Linked DNA regions of Homo sapiens: region 2 is linked to region 1. The links are chromatin loops, found by intact Hi-C in ENCODE. Cell type or tissue: Caco-2. All regions are shown on one strand. Each heading gives the region's core, and the rest is flanking DNA. Links, peaks and the distances in the headings are about the cores only. Region 1 overlaps EPB41L4A (erythrocyte membrane protein band 4.1 like 4A). Region 2 overlaps EPB41L4A (erythrocyte membrane protein band 4.1 like 4A).

The links. Peaks named below come from ENCODE experiments on the same cell type or tissue, not always from the same donor. Only the 100,000 strongest peaks of a DNase experiment are listed, where the experiment ranks them.
Region 2: a loop joins it to region 1, with 9 times the contacts of the local background. A loop is called at or near these places in 4 of 110 quality-filtered maps.

What each region holds. Positions count from the first base shown.
Region 1 is chr5:112,170,775-112,179,466 of GRCh38, forward strand. It overlaps EPB41L4A (erythrocyte membrane protein band 4.1 like 4A), which reads right to left. Exons shown (of 23, transcript NM_022140.5): 19 at 171-218. Among named protein-coding and RNA genes, the nearest start is that of SNORA13, 14 kb to the left of the region's middle. In Caco-2, for the core only: a CTCF peak has its summit at 4,411 (motif pointing right); no DNase peak of the experiment used is centred there.
Region 2 is chr5:112,234,736-112,243,427 of GRCh38, forward strand. It overlaps EPB41L4A (erythrocyte membrane protein band 4.1 like 4A), which reads right to left. Exons shown (of 23, transcript NM_022140.5): 10 at 5,984-6,075; 11 at 4,925-5,002; 12 at 1-20. All of the region lies in intron 1 of LOC101927023 (a long non-coding RNA gene), which reads left to right. Among named protein-coding and RNA genes, the nearest start is that of SNORA13, 78 kb to the left of the region's middle. RefSeq lists an enhancer at 2,677-3,188. In Caco-2, for the core only: no CTCF peak of the experiment used is centred there; a DNase peak (open chromatin) is centred at 5,456.

The sequences.
Region 1 (8,692 bases), core at 251-8,250:
TGATATGGTTAAGGCACCACCACCATGTGCTCCATGTGCCTGCCACACACAGTGGCAATGGCTTTGGCAGGCATCACGCTGAAGTTGCCTCTCAGTATCAGGAGTCTTCCTTGCAATTGCATTAAAACTACATGGGTTTTAAAACAATAAGAAAGAAAACTATTACTCACTGAATGTGCTTCCATAACTCTTCTTTTGCTTGGATATCGGGGCTTCTCCTATAAATAGAGAAAACAACATTCATCTCTGCAAACATGCTTCATCTCACAACCTAATAACTAACTTTAATAGTTTTCAGACTGTGAAGTTCTTATTTGCCAGCTGAGAACAGACAAGGAAAGACTGGACAGGGAGAGCCATTGTGATGGTTAGTATAAAGACACCAGCAGCTAAATTGCTGCTACTGCCGCTGAAGGAAAATCATAAAACCCAGTCATAACCAGAGCTTCATTTAATGAAAGACCTCAGAACTGCAGGGTCATATGCCTCCCCATCCAGTGGTAACTGTACAACGAAGAATGATTCAGGGCGTCTGTTTCTGATCTTTCCAGATATTTGTAAGTAATGGTAAAAGAAGAACTCATCCTGATTCTAAAAAGTTCCAACATGATCTGTGATTACCTAGGAGAAGCAACCACCAAAAGGAAAAAGCAACTGGTGGGATGGCCCTGATGGCAGACTGTACCAATGACCCATCTTTCATGTTACATCTGGTGTTGCATTTCTGCAACAAAACTTGGGCCAGCAAATGCTAGGACTATCAGTGGCCTTGGCTCATGCTGCCACCCTCTTTACGCCCTTCTCCATTCCTAACTATTGACTCTGCAAATCTTTTCTCCAAGAAGTATGTGAGCAGATATTATACCACTATCTTTAACTTCCTAGAATGAAAAATTCAGTCAGCATTCAAGTGTTTGTACTCTCTGTAGTATCAACTATTTCTCCCATTGTAGCAATGAATGCAGTGAAATCTATTATCACTGCAATTGTTGACACAGAATGATTTTTCTTCATAGTGAGAAAATAAGCTTTCATCAGTCCCTTTAAGAGAACAGAGATCTAGTAATAGGCCAAAAGAAAGAACAAATAATTAAAAGCCACTGATCCTATGGAATTGTATGTGATTAATCTGTATTAGCATTTGGGGGGCTCAATAATGCTTTTAGTGTATGATATCATTAATGCTTTCATTCTTCTCGATTCATAAGGGCACCACTACGGTATTCTGGTAGGGCTTCCTGAACCTACAGAATACACTAAGCTACTTTCCAGCCACTGAGTTGACCAAATGGTTTTTCCTTTGTGCAGGGGGAAAAAAGTGATCTGTCTATAAAGACCTTTTAATCAACTCAGGATGAGACAAAACATGAAAAGGAAAAAGGGATGAAATCTTGGTCTCAGACCAAATATGGTACTGTTAAATGTAGATGTTCTTTGTTTTAAGAATAAGATTAGGCTGGGCATAGTGGCTCAAGCCTGTAATCCCAGCACTTTGGGAGGCCAAGGTGGGTGGATCACTTGAGGTCAGGAGTTCAAAACCAGCCTGGCCAACATGGCAAAACCCCATCTCTACTAAAAATACAAAAAATTAGCTGGGCATGGTGGCATGTGCCTGTAATTCCAACTGCTTAGGAGGTTGAGGCATGAGAATCACTTGAACCTGGGAGGTGGAGGTTGCAGTAAGCCGAGATCACACCACTGCACTCCAGTCTGGGCAACAGAATGAGACCCTGTGCCAAAAAAAAAAAAAAAAAATTGTATGTTTCTTACAAATCATAGAAACTGCTTCCTTGGTGTCCTGTATGTATTCTGCCTTTCCTACATTTGGTTGGTCTGATTTGCTAGATAATATGTTAACCCCATTAAATGATACTGTCAGAGAAAGTGCTAATATTAAAAAGCACTAAGGTGTTATTCCATTCTGACAGAATGATGGTTCAGCTGTGACTATACCCCAGGATCTATTTCTTACAGTCAACCAAGAGTCTGAAGTATTACATAATATCCAGGTTAGGAAGCTATTCTACTGATCATTATTCTTATTTCAGGAAGGTATGATAGTGGGCATATCAGCTTCTTCTAGTTACAGCAGGGTTTCCCACCCTTGGCCCTACTGACATTTTCTATACTAATTCTGTGCTGCAGGAGGCTGTCCTGTGCATTGTAGCATGATCAGTAGCACCTGTGGCCTCTACCCAACTAGACGCCAGTAGCACCTCCCCAGTGTGACAGCCAAAAATGTCTGTAGACAATGTCCCCTTGGAAGCAAAACTGCCCCCAGTTGGAAAACCACTGATTAAGGGTATGACCTAGGAATTAAGTGGCTATGGTTGGGTGGTGGAAGCCAAGTTTTTGTAAAGATCCATTATGTGAGTACTAGAATAGTGCTGGAGAGAGTGACAGTACAGCAGAACCTAAATCTTAAAAGAATGGGAAAATGACCGAGGGTGCAGTTGATGACAACTACCGGAAGTGGTGAGTGGTATCATGTGAGGGCATGCAATTCAAAGCTGAATGCTTTCAGGGTGGACACGGGGAGAATGAGGAAAGTTATGAGTGGCCAGGAGGACATACACCCCATGATATCAGGCCTAGTGGTGAGAGATAGTGACTATGAACAATACATTAAAAAAATGATAACATGATAACAGTGGATATGTCTGAGTGCTGGTATTGCAGGTAATTTTATTTTCTTGTTTATGCTTTTCTATATTTTCTGATCTTTTTAAGCCAGGAGAATTTCTTACCTTAGTTATCAGGAAAAAAAATAAGAGTGTTTTCATGTTTTTTTTTTTAAATATACTATTATTGTAATTCCAAAGGAAATGCTTTTCATTCCCATCTCAGAAGAATTAGAGAAATGTTATCTTTGTTTTTTTTTTTTTTTGAGAGAGAGTCTCGCTCTGTCACCCAGGCTGGAGTGCAGTGGCCCCATCTCGGCTCACTGCAAGCTCCGCCTCCTGGATTCAAGCGATTCTCCTGCCTCAGCCTCCCGAGTAGCTGGGATTGCAGGCATGTGCCACCCTGCCCAGCTAATTTTTGTATTTTTAGTAGAGACGGGGTTTCACCATGTTGGCCAGGATGGTCTCCATCTCTTGACCTCATAATCTGCCCACCTCAGCCTCCCAAAATGCTGGGATTGCAGGCGTGAGCCACTGTGCCTAGCCTGAGAAATGTTATCTTAATCTGAACGAGATCATCAGACCTTCTAGCCATTAACATTGGTCCTAAAAGATTGAAGAGTTTAGTCTTTATTTTTACATTCTATAGCACCATAAAAGTCCTATTTTTAACTAAACTAAGTTCTGACGTGGCCAATAGTTTCAAACAGTTTTAAGGCGAGGAAAAGTTCCAAAGCTTAAAAAATGCTAATTTCCTCTGATTGCTAGACCACCTGTGATTTCACAAATGTCAACACAAGCTGCATGTTAATGAGGAATGTATTATTTTTATGCTTACATCTGCACACACATTTAATCAATAATTTAGGATGAATTCATGATCTGCAGCTCAGTGTTATCTTGTGGATTTAGAAAGCTGTGGAATTCCAGCAGTCATTTTTCTTAATTTGAGGCACTTAATTATGCAGATGTTTTACTTAAACTCTCCAAATAAATTCCTAAGGAAAGGAAATAGAACCCTGAGTTGTCCATAGGTACGACATATATAGAAAATAAACATGCAGCCCAGTATTAGTCCAGTATTTTTCAAAAGCATCCCTCCTCCACATACAAATATTCCACTTTAAATTAATCAGAGAAATTAGTTTGATGACACATCATTCACAAATCACTTTCCCTTATTCCAAAACCCTGAAACAAACATATCATAAATCTACAAAGGATTTAAACTCCATCACTGCATATAATCATTTTAAATATCCCCCAAACTATTCAACTATATTATCTAAAAACATAATATGGGCAATACATTATCCAGTAATATATTTACTATATTTTGTATATTATACTAAAAAATATGGCAGTATTTTACTCTTTTTTTGTCCATCTTTATACTGATCACTCCTCTGAAAGGAAATTTAGAGTGGAAAATATGTACATTTATAAAACATCTTTATTTAAGGAATTCAAAGCACCTAACAAATATCCCAGTCATTCTTTGTCACATTCCTGACGGGTCAAAATAAATCTAATTAGGAGATGTCTTACTCTTCTCCCTCCCCCTCCAAATCAAAGAAGCCTTAGGAAGCCACTGAGATGAACAACCTAGCTGCTGAAGATCGCTCAGGAGGCACTTCCGGGTTGGGGGTGGGGGTTCATGTTATATCTTCACCTAACACACCAGACTTATATGTTTTGTGTGTAACTGAGAACATCGCCCTGACGGCCTCATCTTCCACAGTATCAGTACTTTTCAATAAAAATAGTAAGATATTATCACCACCAGAGGGAGCCCGAACCTTCTCTTGCACCCAGGTTTGACCCTACCAAAACCATTGTTTACGCTTTAATACCTCTTCCAAATATCCCACTGAGTAAAGGTTCACCCATGTAGAAAAGCAGGTTCAACAAAGCTTTTTTCCTAGTGATAAACATCAACTGTAGCTGAAAAATGTACTAAATAGAACTGTACTTCCCAATGTTTTAACAGAGATCTAATCATATTTCAGCTTAACGCTTTTTAGTAGAAAACAGTTTTGTATTTTATACTACTCTACTCTTATGTCTCTGGTATTTAATAATGAATTGATTTTCTAGCTATTTGTTGCGGATAAAATACAAAAATGAATAATGGTGTATCATAACCTTCTGACCCTTAATGGATACCTAATTTACATATACTGCAGTAGGAATTTAAGAATATGGGAGTAATGGAGAGATCAGTGGTTTACTGTACATCTGAAATGCCAAATATACATAAATATTTTTATATAGTACATATATTTTAAAATATTTTCTATATTATGTATATATTATATCTGAAGATATGTGTGTGTGTGTGTATATGTATATATATATGAAGGATAATTTTGATTGCTTTCCTTGAATACTGCCCTAGCCATGTTTCCACTTTTTCTAAGGGATGCGGTCTCACTATGTTGCCCAGGCTGGTCTTGAACTCCTGGCCTCAAGCAATCATCCCTCCTCAGCCTCCCAAGTAGCTGGGACTACACATACAAGCCACCATACCCAGCTTATATTTCCACTTTTAAAGAAAGCTGTAGTGGTTCCTAAATCCTCACACAACCAAATTCAAGTCTCTAAGGACTTTTTGTGAGTTGCCTTATCTACTCTCTTCATTTCTCACCACCTCCTCATCTCAAGGAAAAACACAAATACCTTGCAGTGTTTCTAGAGAATAACTAAGACCTGGGGGAACTTACTAATAAAGGCTGTGACACAGGCACAACCTCACTTAATGCTCAGCAAAATCCTAAGAGCGTGGTACCATCAGTGTTGTAGAGATGGAAGCTCATGGGGATCAGGTAATAAGCTGAAGATCCAGAATGCAAACAACAGCACCCAGCAGGTATTTTATTAATTGTCAATCAATCTCAGGCTTTTAACAGTCATAACTCAAATAAAGGACAGAGCTCAGTTTGTGCTATATGAAGTAATCCATCATCCTTAAGAGTTACAACATTTGTATTCAGTTGTCCACCTGACATTTCCATTAACTGCCTACTTGGCATCTCAAACCTAACAAAGAGAAATCTTGATTCTCTCCCCCCCAAAACATTCCTGGCCCATCCCTTCCCATCTCAGTAAAACACGATGCTACCCACTCAGTGCATCTGCTCAGAAACTCAATGTCATCCATAATACCGCTCACACTACAAATCTGTCAGCTGTACTTCCAAAATGTATATTCATCTACTCTCTTCATTTCACCACCACCATCTTTTCTGAGCTAAAAGCGTCTCACGTGGACCACTGCAAAGTTTTCTAATTGCTTTCCTGCTTCCTTTCTTCCTCTTTCTCAATCTGCTTTTTACCCACCAGAGCAACTTTTTTTTTTTTTTTTTTTTTTTTTTTTGAGATGGAGTTTCACTCCTGTTGCCCAGGCTGAAGTGCAATGGCGCCATCTCGGCTTACTGCAACCTCCGCCTCCCAGCTTCAAGCAATTCTCCTGACCCAGCCTCCCAAGTAGCTGGGATTACAGGCACCCACCACCACACCCAGCTAATTTTTGTATTTTTAGTAGAGACGAGGTTTCACCACGTTGGCCAGGCTTGTCTTGAACTCCTGAACTCAGGTGATCGGCCTGCCTTGGCCTCCCAAAGTGCTGGGATTACAGGCATGAGCCACCGTCCCCGGCCAGCAACTTCTAAATGAACTACTATCCACACAAATATATATATATAATTTTTTTTTCTACTTTAACTGCACTTTGGCCGTATCAGCTGAGAAATCTGACACAGGTCCTACTGGACTAAAATCAAGGTGTTGGCATGGCTGCATTCCTTTCTGCAGACTCAAGGGAAAATTCATTTTCTTGTGTTTTCCATCTTCTGGAGCTGCCCACATTTATTCGTTCAAGGCCTTTTCCTCTATTTTCAAAGCCAGCAACAGCAGGTTGAGTCCGTTTCAAACTGAAACACTCTTCCTCTTCTGTCACCTCTTCCACTTTTAAGAAACTTATGATTACTTTGGGCCTACTTGGATAATCCAGGATAATATCTCTGGGTGAGGGTCAACTGATTAACAACAGCCTTAATTCCACCTGCAATCTTAACTCCTCTCTGCCATCTAGGGTCATATATTCACACATTATGGAGATTAAGCCATGGACATATATCAGGGGTCATTATTCTTCCCACCACAGTAACTAAGGTTTTTCCTCCTCTTAATTTCTTTATATAAAAACTCACTGTTTAAGCAAAGATACATTAACATTTTAATACGAGGCTTCTAACAGGCAAAAATAAAATATATGACAATAGCACAAAGCACAAGTGGAGCTATATTTTTCCAATGTTTCTAAATTTTAAATGTTACAATATTCATCTTAGGGTGTGATAAGGAACCATACTGATAAGAATCATACTTACAGAGAGAAAGCAATAAATAAAAAAATAATAAAAGTATAGGTAAGATATCAGTAGAGAAAATAAAATGGAGTATCAAAAAATATTCAGTTCACACAAAATAAAGTAGGAAGGGAGCAACAAACCAACAAAAAACAGGCGTAATAAACCAGAAAAAAGAACAAGATGGTAGATTTATATCGCAAAATACAAATAATTATGTTAACTGCTAGCAGGCTAAACACTGAACTTAAAAGACAGGGATTGTCAGGCTAGAATTAAAAAAAAAAAACAAAAAGACCAACTGTACACTGTTTACAAGAGGTGGACTTTAAATATAAAGACATAACTAGGCTTAAAGTAACAGATTAAAAGGATATACCATGCAAACAGTAAACATGAAGAAGGTATGGTAGAATTTATGCGTGTGCATGTGTAGTGGACACAGAGAAAGTATTGCCAGAATAAAGGGTCATCAGTTCATCAGGAAGGAAAAAACCATACATATGCATACACCTAACACCAGAGCTTCAAAATAACTTGAAGTAAAAACTGACAGAATTAAAGGAAAAAACAGACAAATTGACAATCACTGTTGTAGATTTTAACATCCCTCTCTCAATGACTACTTGAAAAGTAGATGAAGAAATAAAAAAAAAGACACAATCTGAACACTATCAGCTAACTGCATCTATTCGACAACCAGTAACTGAGACTCCTCATTCTTCTTGAGTCTACAGATTATTCATCATTAAAAACCATATGCTAGGCCTTAAAACAAGTCTCAATAAATTTCAAGGGATTAAAACTGTTCAGACTTTTTTTTTTAACCACAATGGAATTAAATTAGAATAATAATAATATTTGTAGAAAATCCTGAAATATTTGGAAATTAAACACACAACTAAAAATGCCAGCATCAAAAAAAGACAAGATACATTAAAAATTATTTTGAACTGTATGATAACAAAAACAATGTCAAAAACATGTGAGATATAGTTAAAGCATGGCTGAAAGGGAAATTTATAAATTTATGCTTATATTGGAAAAGTAGAAAGGTTTAAAATAAATGTTATCCTAAGAAGATGAAAAAAGAAGAGCAGGTAAAAGACAAAATAAAAAGAATAAAAAGTACAGTCAATGAAACAGACAACAGATAGCAAAGAAAAAGCAACAAAATCTAAAATTGGTTCTCTGAAAAAAATAAATTAAAAAAAAATGAAGAGAAAACACAAATCACCAACATCAGGAATTAAAGTGGTGATATCACAACAGATTTCACAGATGTTAAAAGCACAGGGAGAATTATAAGCAAATTTTTGCTGAAAGATTTGACAACTTAGATAAAAATGAAATTATTTTAAAAGTATAAATTATCAAAACTTACACATAAGTATAAAATATGAATATCTCAATATCTGTCAAAGAAACTGAATTTGTAATTTAAAACCTTCCACAAAGAACATTCCAGGCAGAGATTGTTTCACTGGTGAATTCTATATTTAAGGAAGAAAAAAATGCTTTTATATTAACTCATTCAGAAAACAGAGGAAGAAGGAATATTTCTCAAATTATTTTAAATGACCAATATAATATTTTTACCAAAAACCTGACATTACAGGAAAATTACAGATCAATTTTTCACAAAAACAAAGAAAAAAATCTTAACAAGGTAATGCCAAATAGAATCCAGCTACATACAAA
Region 2 (8,692 bases), core at 599-8,598, 64 kb after region 1:
TTTGCAAAGCTGTCCTGCCACTTGAGAGTGCAACATTTTGATTAGCAAAGGTAAAACCACACAGCCACAAAATTAAACAACAGGTCATTCAGAACATCTGCCAAATATGGAGAGAAGAAAAAACACACAGACTCCCTGGTTTTTAATTGATTCTCATTGCAATATTGATCAAGGGAGTGGTTATTAAATTCTAGGAGGAGATTTACATTAGATAGAAGGAAAATCTTTCAGAGGAGGAAACAGGAAGAAAGAATTTATTAAAGGAGGAATTAGATTTCAGTAGAATGATGGGCTAGAAATAAAGGTTGCTGACAGTCTTTAAGGTCACTAAATAATAAAGAAATTAAGTTGGGCTAAACTGTGGGAAGGCAATGATTCCACATGAGCTCCATGTTGTACTCACACAGCAGGTTGTAAACCATCCCCCACAAGACCACTCGGTATGATTTTATTCTGGACTCTGTCATGGCACAATTAGCCATTTACTATGCCCACCCTGCCTGGGCCAGATCAAGTGTCCAGGAAGACTGAAGGCAGGCCTAGAACCCCATGCAAAGCACTGCTGCTCTATACATTCCATGCAGATTCCAGGGCAGGTTTCCCTGGGGCTGGGCCAAACTTCTCAAGTAATTTTCCCAAGGAATCATGTGATTTAGTTTGCTGGATTTCAGTGAACATTCACCTTACTAACAATTTATTCCACAACTGCTGAATTTGAGCAACTGAATGACCCTGGCTTTCATGCAGGTAAATATCATTTAGGTACAGGAAAAACGCATTTCTACAAGTCTAGTTTGATTCACCACAAGTACAGCCATCTATGGGAGGAAAAAAGTCTTTTAATGGCCCCAAATCCTATTCATCTTACATTTACAGGATAAACACAGGTGAGTGTTTCCCCAAAAAACAGATTTAACAGACTTAAAATTCATCTTTCACATGCTTCTGTGGAAGTTTCTCCTCCTTACTACTTCCTCTACCTTTATTAAAAATGAAGATGCCTACAAAACTTATAAAAATGACTCTGCATCAGGCTAAGTTGGGACGTGTGGTATCAGCTACCAGGGGAATAAAGATGCCAGGGCGCATCCATGATTGTTCTTCATGTTCAGTAACAGTTCATGGAAATTCGGGAGGGGAGAGGAGCAAACTGACAGATTTTCTTTTGCTTGAAATGTAACTTCTTCTAAAAAGGTACACAGGATAACATAGATTTCCAAAAAGCTAAAAATCCCCATAAAGTGAAAAGTTTCATTATTATAAATGGTCTGGAGTATGAAGATAAGGCCTACTTTCAACAGACTATTAACAGAAAGACCTGGGCACTGTACACTTCACTCACAGAGGAAAAAATGTTCCCCCTAAAAATATAACCCAATATGTGAACCACTGAGGCATTTCACAGTCAGATTTTTTTTATTATTCAAATTTTTCTCATGGTTTCTCTCTAGGAACAAAAGAGAAATGAGAAAATCATATCCTAAGATTAATAAGACCAAGGACCAGAAGCGTAAAGTGATCTGCCATAGGCTATACAGGACCCAGCACTAGAACAAGCTTTCTGACCTCCTGCTGGTCAGTATGGCATAGGCTGATGGCATGGGAGAAGGAACAGCACATGTAGCTGTTGGGTTTGAAGTTGCAAGCCCTGTTTAAAGCAAAGCTCTGCCTTTCCCCAGCTAAGTGGTCTTCAGAAAGTTATTTGTAAAAATCCTTGCAGCCTCATTTTCCTCATTTATATTTCTACTTGTTCTTACAATTTCCTGGCAGAAGTATTCTTATATAGCATCCTATTTCCTTGTAGCAGAAAGTAATTGACAAGTATGGAGATTTACAGTGTAAGGTGATGAAAGTCCCTGCACATGTTTGGTGGCTCTCTGTTACGACAGGACACAGTTTTATTTCTGTGATCACCCACTTCCCTGCTGCCTCTGGCATAAATACAGCCCTTTGCATGCTGAGTGGCACTGCCAGCAGCCCCTTCAGCCTCTAAGTGAGACAGAAAGAAAAGAACGAGAGTAGAAATACTCAGGTTCAAAACCCCAGCTTTGCCACTTACTGATTAGGGACGCTTACTTTACTTTTGGAGGCTCCAATTTCTCATCTATATAAAGGGGGATATGAAACCTCTTTGGCAGGTCATTGTGTGGATTAAATAAAGCTGCACATGTGAAAGCAACTGACACAAAGGAGGTTCTTAGGAGAACTTGGTCTCTCTTCCATGCTTCATAGAATGTGAAATCTCATGACAGCTCCTGTGAGTTGAGTCCTACAGTGAGGATCTGGGTTCCCAGGGGAGTTTCTAAGCCTTCTTTCTCAATTCTCAAGTGTAAATTCTACACAACTCATTAATCAAAACTAGGAGCACCCCACAACTTAATGACAGGTAAAGGCAAGGTTAATTTGTAAGGGGCTCAGAGAAGATAGCAATGTATAACAAAATGTTTAATCAAAGATTTCTATTTCAGATTATTGGTCCCTGGTAATAAAACAACAGTAACAACAACAACAAAAAGTACTGGAACATCAGATTTCAGCTCAGCCTTTCCTCACAAATTTAATTTTTAATCTTCATTTTCCCATATCACTAAAAAAAGTCCGATTTTTCCCTTAAGTAAGCACTAGTTTTCCCAAAAAGTGCTACCGTCCTTGGCATTTTGCAAGCCTTAAAATGCAAGACAGAGTAAAGACTAGAACTCTTGTCTTCCTCCATCACATATATGTATGGTGCACAACCACAAAGACACTAACACATCACTATAAACACATACACAATTACACACACAAACACACCCAGATACCTGCATTCATACACTGCAGCCACCTGTTAAGCTGTTCTTTATACCCTATTCTTTAAAAGCCTGCAGGGTGAAAGGAAGAGAATGTGTTTCCAGAGCTCTGCTTTCATTCCAGGATGTCTCCGGAATGTCTCAAGAAAGGGGCAGGCATATTGTGCTGGTTAAAGTCTGGTTGCTTGCCCTCTTTTGACAATAAACAGTCTGTGTGCTAATGAACCCCCAGCAATCAGAGACCCATCCCTGCCTAACCTCTGGGCATCGTCTTTCTTCCAAGGATGGTGTAATGTTAGTGTCTCCTACATATAGACATGTAGATTTAAGATTCATTAAGACTTACTAGGCAGTTAACATCAGCCACAAAATTGGAACAGATTTAGCATGGCCTCCAATTTTGCAAAGGTTACTTTTAATCACTTCCTTGGAAGAAATGATACTTAATATGCAAAATCCAATAACTTCCTAATAATAATTCCCAGTAGCCACAACATTTGCATTTCAATAAATTTGAGAAATAAAGTATGGCTAAATTTGTGGAAGCCAACAACAGCGTATGTTAAAGAGGATAATTACAATTTTAATAGTATGAACATTAAGACAGATGTCTTTCTACCAGCTCCTTTTCAGGGACAAGGAGACATTCTCTCTATAATCCTGGTGATGTTTTATGCCACAACTGGAAGAACAGTCCAAGTACTGACTATTACCTGCTCTTCTCAATATAAATGTAAACAATACTTCCTTAAATTCTTCATAATTGTATCACTGTCTACAGAAGAACAGTGAAAACCTAAAGGTTAAACATTAACATATCAATGAATACCTTCATGTAAATTCCAAGAATATCTATAATACAATGACACTTAAGTATTTTTATTCATGCAATGAGCAAATTTTCAACTAAATAATATATAAAGATGAATGCACTGAACGTTTAATATTCATTACTCTTTTACTGATAATCTTTAATCTCAAATTCAAGACCCAAAAAGTGCATTATAAAAGAGAAGAATTAAAATCTAGCATAGAGGACTATTGTCCTGAAAATGCTTGCCTTGGCTTTTTTTGTACCTCTTAAGGAAGCATTTCATTCAGTGATGTCTCCAATGGAACTGACAAAAGTGTCCCATCTCTGTGACACTAGGTGGCATCTCCCCACCCTGCTTGGGTTTTACAAGGCCTGGGGACCTCCCTCACTGTTTGAATAATACTATAGCTCTTTGAAGGCAGAAGTGGGTAGATCTGATTCTTTGTATCTCTAGGTACCTAATACTATGCCTTGCACATCACAGGCTCTCTCCATTGAACAGAATGAATTGAAACAAGACAAATTCTTTTTCAAAATATAGAACCCACTCTCATTTTTAATGCTGGTATCAGAAAAAGACATAAGCGCCTGCCTAGCTGCATGACAATCAGGCTTTTTCCACAACAGGCTAACAGTTTGCCTAATGGTTATAAACATGAGCTCTGCAGCTAGAGCGCCAGGGGATGGATCCCACTTCCCCGCTTCCTAGCTGGATTACCTGGAGAAGGGACTTGACCTCTTTGAGCCTTAGGGTCCTCATACATTAATGGGGCTAATATTACAGAAGATTGATAACTAAATGAAGCAATGAATGGAAAACATGTATCACAGTACACAGCACTTAGTAACTGCTCAATAAAGTTGAGATATAATTGCTAGCATTACTACATGCAGGCTTCATGTTGCAGAAAAAACAAGGTTTGATGCACAATATAAAAAGTATAGATTGTATTAAAATAGGGGATCAACTGAATGTCTTAAAAACACAATTAGTTACTATTCAGAATCTACATTGTTTCATAATCACAAAACACACATAATTAAAAATAAGTGATAACTGTGTCAAAATGAATTTCTGAAGATAATAAACTTTACTATGATCTAAAAGCCCACAACATAGCTAATGCAGACACTAAATATAATTAAATCTGGAAAATCATGTTTGTTGAGAAAGTTTTAATAAACTGTTATGCTTACAAAACACATTGGCAATGCAAGAAAAAAGAAAAAAATAAATAAATAACTTCACTGAGCATGTATGACAGCTGAATTAAGTATTTATTTACAAACACATCCCCCCAAGGAAAAAAATGTCATTTACCTGTAGCGGTGCTTATAACGTATGGATCCAAACTTGCTGAGTTTTCTTGACAGTGAATTGGATTCATTTTCTGGCATTCTAATCAATTTTTAAAAGAAAATCAGACAAAGACTCAATGTTATAGGCATTCTGGGCCACCCCCTTCTCCTAACACAAACTTTATAAAGGACTCCAGCCACTTTATAAGAATACTTCTCCAACATCATGCAATTCATACTCCATGAGGATGAAACAGGGAAGAACTCAATTTTGTTTCCATTTAAAAAACAAAACCAAAAAATAAAGCTTAATGTATCACCAGCTAAATTTTTGTTTTATCTTTACAACATAAAGATGTGAAACAAAGAAAAAAGTATCCCCACAATCCAAAGGTCATTTCTCTAGTTTCATCTGACCGGACCTCCCAGGAGGACTGCATGCAGTTGCCAGCACCTTATTCATCAAGACATTCCCTTTCCTCGTTTCCCAGGATACAACACACTCTTCTGACTGCTCCTTCTCATACTCTAGACTGGCTCATCCTGCCCTCTAATGTCGGGAGGGCCACCAAGCTCAGTCCTTGGAGTTCTGCTTCTCTCTCCACTGTTTCCACTGGTGACCTCATCCAGCCACTTCTGTAAATAACTACTTAAGTGACTTCATCAACTTTGGTCTTTCCAGTGAGCCTTGTACACCTAACTGACTTACCACATTTCTACCTAGATGGCTGATAGGCTTTTCAAATTAATTATGCACAGAACACTCCATTTCCACCAATACTACATAGGTGCTAGCAATGGCTGCATGTTTTACATAAACCTAAAAAATATTACCTCGATCCTTTCTTGCAGTATCAAAGATATAACTGTATCTATGTGTATAAGTGCCTATGTGTATATATATCTACACATACATGAATGTGTGCATGTTTGTATTAATATAATCCAGAGAATTAGGAATTGAGAAAATTAATAAAAGGGAAACAATTCCAAATTTCTGTTTTAGACAGAATTCTTTTTATAAAAATAAATGCCATTTTCATTTATTAAGACAACAAACAAAATTTTTACATCAATTTACCTAAAAAATGTATGATGTTCCACACTGCACTTCCAGAGGTGCTTGCAAGCAGTTTTACTCCGAGCTTCAAAAAAGAATGAGGTTTCGTTACACTAAGAGAGAAAGAGAGACAGAATATGAATAATGACCAGGGAAGGAAGATAGCATTCTTCAAATAACAGCCCCCTTTAAGTAACAAAAATTCAAGCAGAGAGATTATTGATAATATATAAATAATAACTGTCTCTTGGTAACTATTTTTGGAGAGGTGCATTAAAATCACCTTCCATCGATTAAAATTTTATAAATTACACTTAAATCTTAAAGCACCTTTATTACCTACTTTTACATTGCCCCATGACAATAGATAGTTTGGACGGTAGAAGTGAAATACTACAAAATCTCCCTCATAAATGGCCACTAATACAGGAAAAGCACGGACCATGTGAAAATCAACTCCCAGTAAAAAAAAGATGCCCACAAATCCAGTCCTTAAGTGTATTACTTTCAGGGATGAACAAGTCACACATAAAGCAATGAGTAAAGAATCTCAAGCCAAGAACCACCAGGAGTGACCACCCCAGCAGCATAATCTGGGAAAATTAAATAATGCCTCTGATGCCATGTCTCTCCATCCTGCATCAAGTCACTGAGTGGATCAAATTCAACAATATGCATACATAAAATATCATATAATAGGTGTATAATACATGCTAATTATTTTAATCCAGTAGTTATTTGATTCTCTATATTTAATAAGTAAGAAATAAAACAACATTGAAGGTACAAATCAGCCCTCTATATCCACAGGTTCCACATACACAAGTTAGCCAAACTTGAATCAAAAATATTCAGAAAAAATAATACAAATTTAAAAAGCAATAGAGCATAACAACTATTTACATAGCACTTAGATTAGGAATCATAAGTAATCTAAAAATGACTTAAAGTATATGGGAGAATGTGTGTAGGTTATATGCAAATACCATGCCATTTATATAAGGAATTTGAGCATTCTCGGATTTGGGAGGAAGGTTTCTGAAACCAATACCCTGTGGATGCTGAGGAACAACTGTACAAGCATACCTTGGAGATACTATAGGTTCAGCTGCAGACTACTGCAATAAAGTGAATATTGCAATAAAGTGAGTTGCACATATTTTTTGGCTTCCTAGAGCAGGTAAAAGTTGCTTACATTACACTGTAGTCTATTAAGTATATAACAGCATTAGGTCTTAAAAAAACATATATACTATAATTTAAAAATACTTCATTGGTGAAAAATGGTAAAAGTCATCTGAGCCTTCAGGAAGTCATAATCTTTTGGTTGGTGGAAGGTACTGCCTCAATGTTGATGGCTACTGACTGACCAGGGTGGTAGTTGCTGAAGGTTAGAGTGGCTATATCAATTTCTTAAAATGAGACAACAATGAAGCTTTCTGTGTTAATGGACTCTTCCATTGAAGAAAGATTTCTCTGCAGCACGTGATATTGTTTGATAGCATTTGACCCACAGTAGAACTTCTTTCAAACTTGGAGTTAATCTTCTCAAACCCTACCACTACTTTATCAATTAAGTTTGTGTAATATTTTAAATCCTTTGTTGTCATTTTAAAAATGTTCACAGCATCTTCACCAGGAGTAGATTCCAACTCAAGAACCACTTTTGTTCATTCATAAGAAGCAACTCCTTATTCCTTCAAGTTTTATCATGGGATTGCAGCAATTAAGTTATACCATCAGGCTTCACTTCTAATTCTAGTTTTCTTGCTATTTCTACCGCATCTGCAGTTACTTCCTTCACTGAAGTCTTGGACCCCTCAAAGTCATCGTGGGGGTAGAAATCATCTTCTTTCAAACTCCTGCTAATCAGAATAATTTGACCTCCTGCCATAAATCATAAATTATCTTAGGGGCATCCAGAATGGTGAATATTTTCCAGAAGTTTTTCACTTTGTTTGTCCAGATCCATTAGAGAAATCATTATCTATCGCATCTATAGTTTGTAGAAAGTATTTCTTAATACTTGAAAGTTGAAGTTACCTCTTGATCCATGGGTTGCAGAACAGATACTGTGATAGCAGGCTTGAAAGCAACATTAATCTCCTTGTACATCTCCATGATAGCTCTAGAGTAACTAGGTGCACTGTCAATGAATAGTAATATTTTGAAAGGAATCCTTTTTTTTCTGAGCAGTAGATATCAACATTGGGCTTAATATATTCACTAAGCCGGCCCAGGAGTGGTGGCTCATGCCTGTAATCCCAGCACTTTGGGGAGCTGAGGCAGGCGGATCACCTGAGGTCAGGAGTTCAAGACCAGCCTGGCCAACATGGCGAAACCACATCTCTACTAAAAATACAGAAATTAGCTGGGCATGGTGGCAGGCGCCTGTAATCCCAGCTATTTCGGAGGCTGAGACAGGAGAATGGCTTGAATCCGGGAGGCAGAGGTTGCAGTGAGCCGAGATCGTGCCACTGCATTCCAGCCTGGGTGATAAGAATGAGACTCTGTCTCGAAAATATATATATATATATCTATGTATATATACACACACACACATATATATATGTGTGTGTATATATATATATATATTTTGTTTGTTTGTTTGTTTCCTAAGCCATGCTGTAAATAGGTGTGCTGTCATCCAGGCTTTGTTTTTCCATTTATAGAGCACAGAGTACAGTTAGCATCATTTGTATAGAACCCAGAATTTTCTGAATGGTAAAT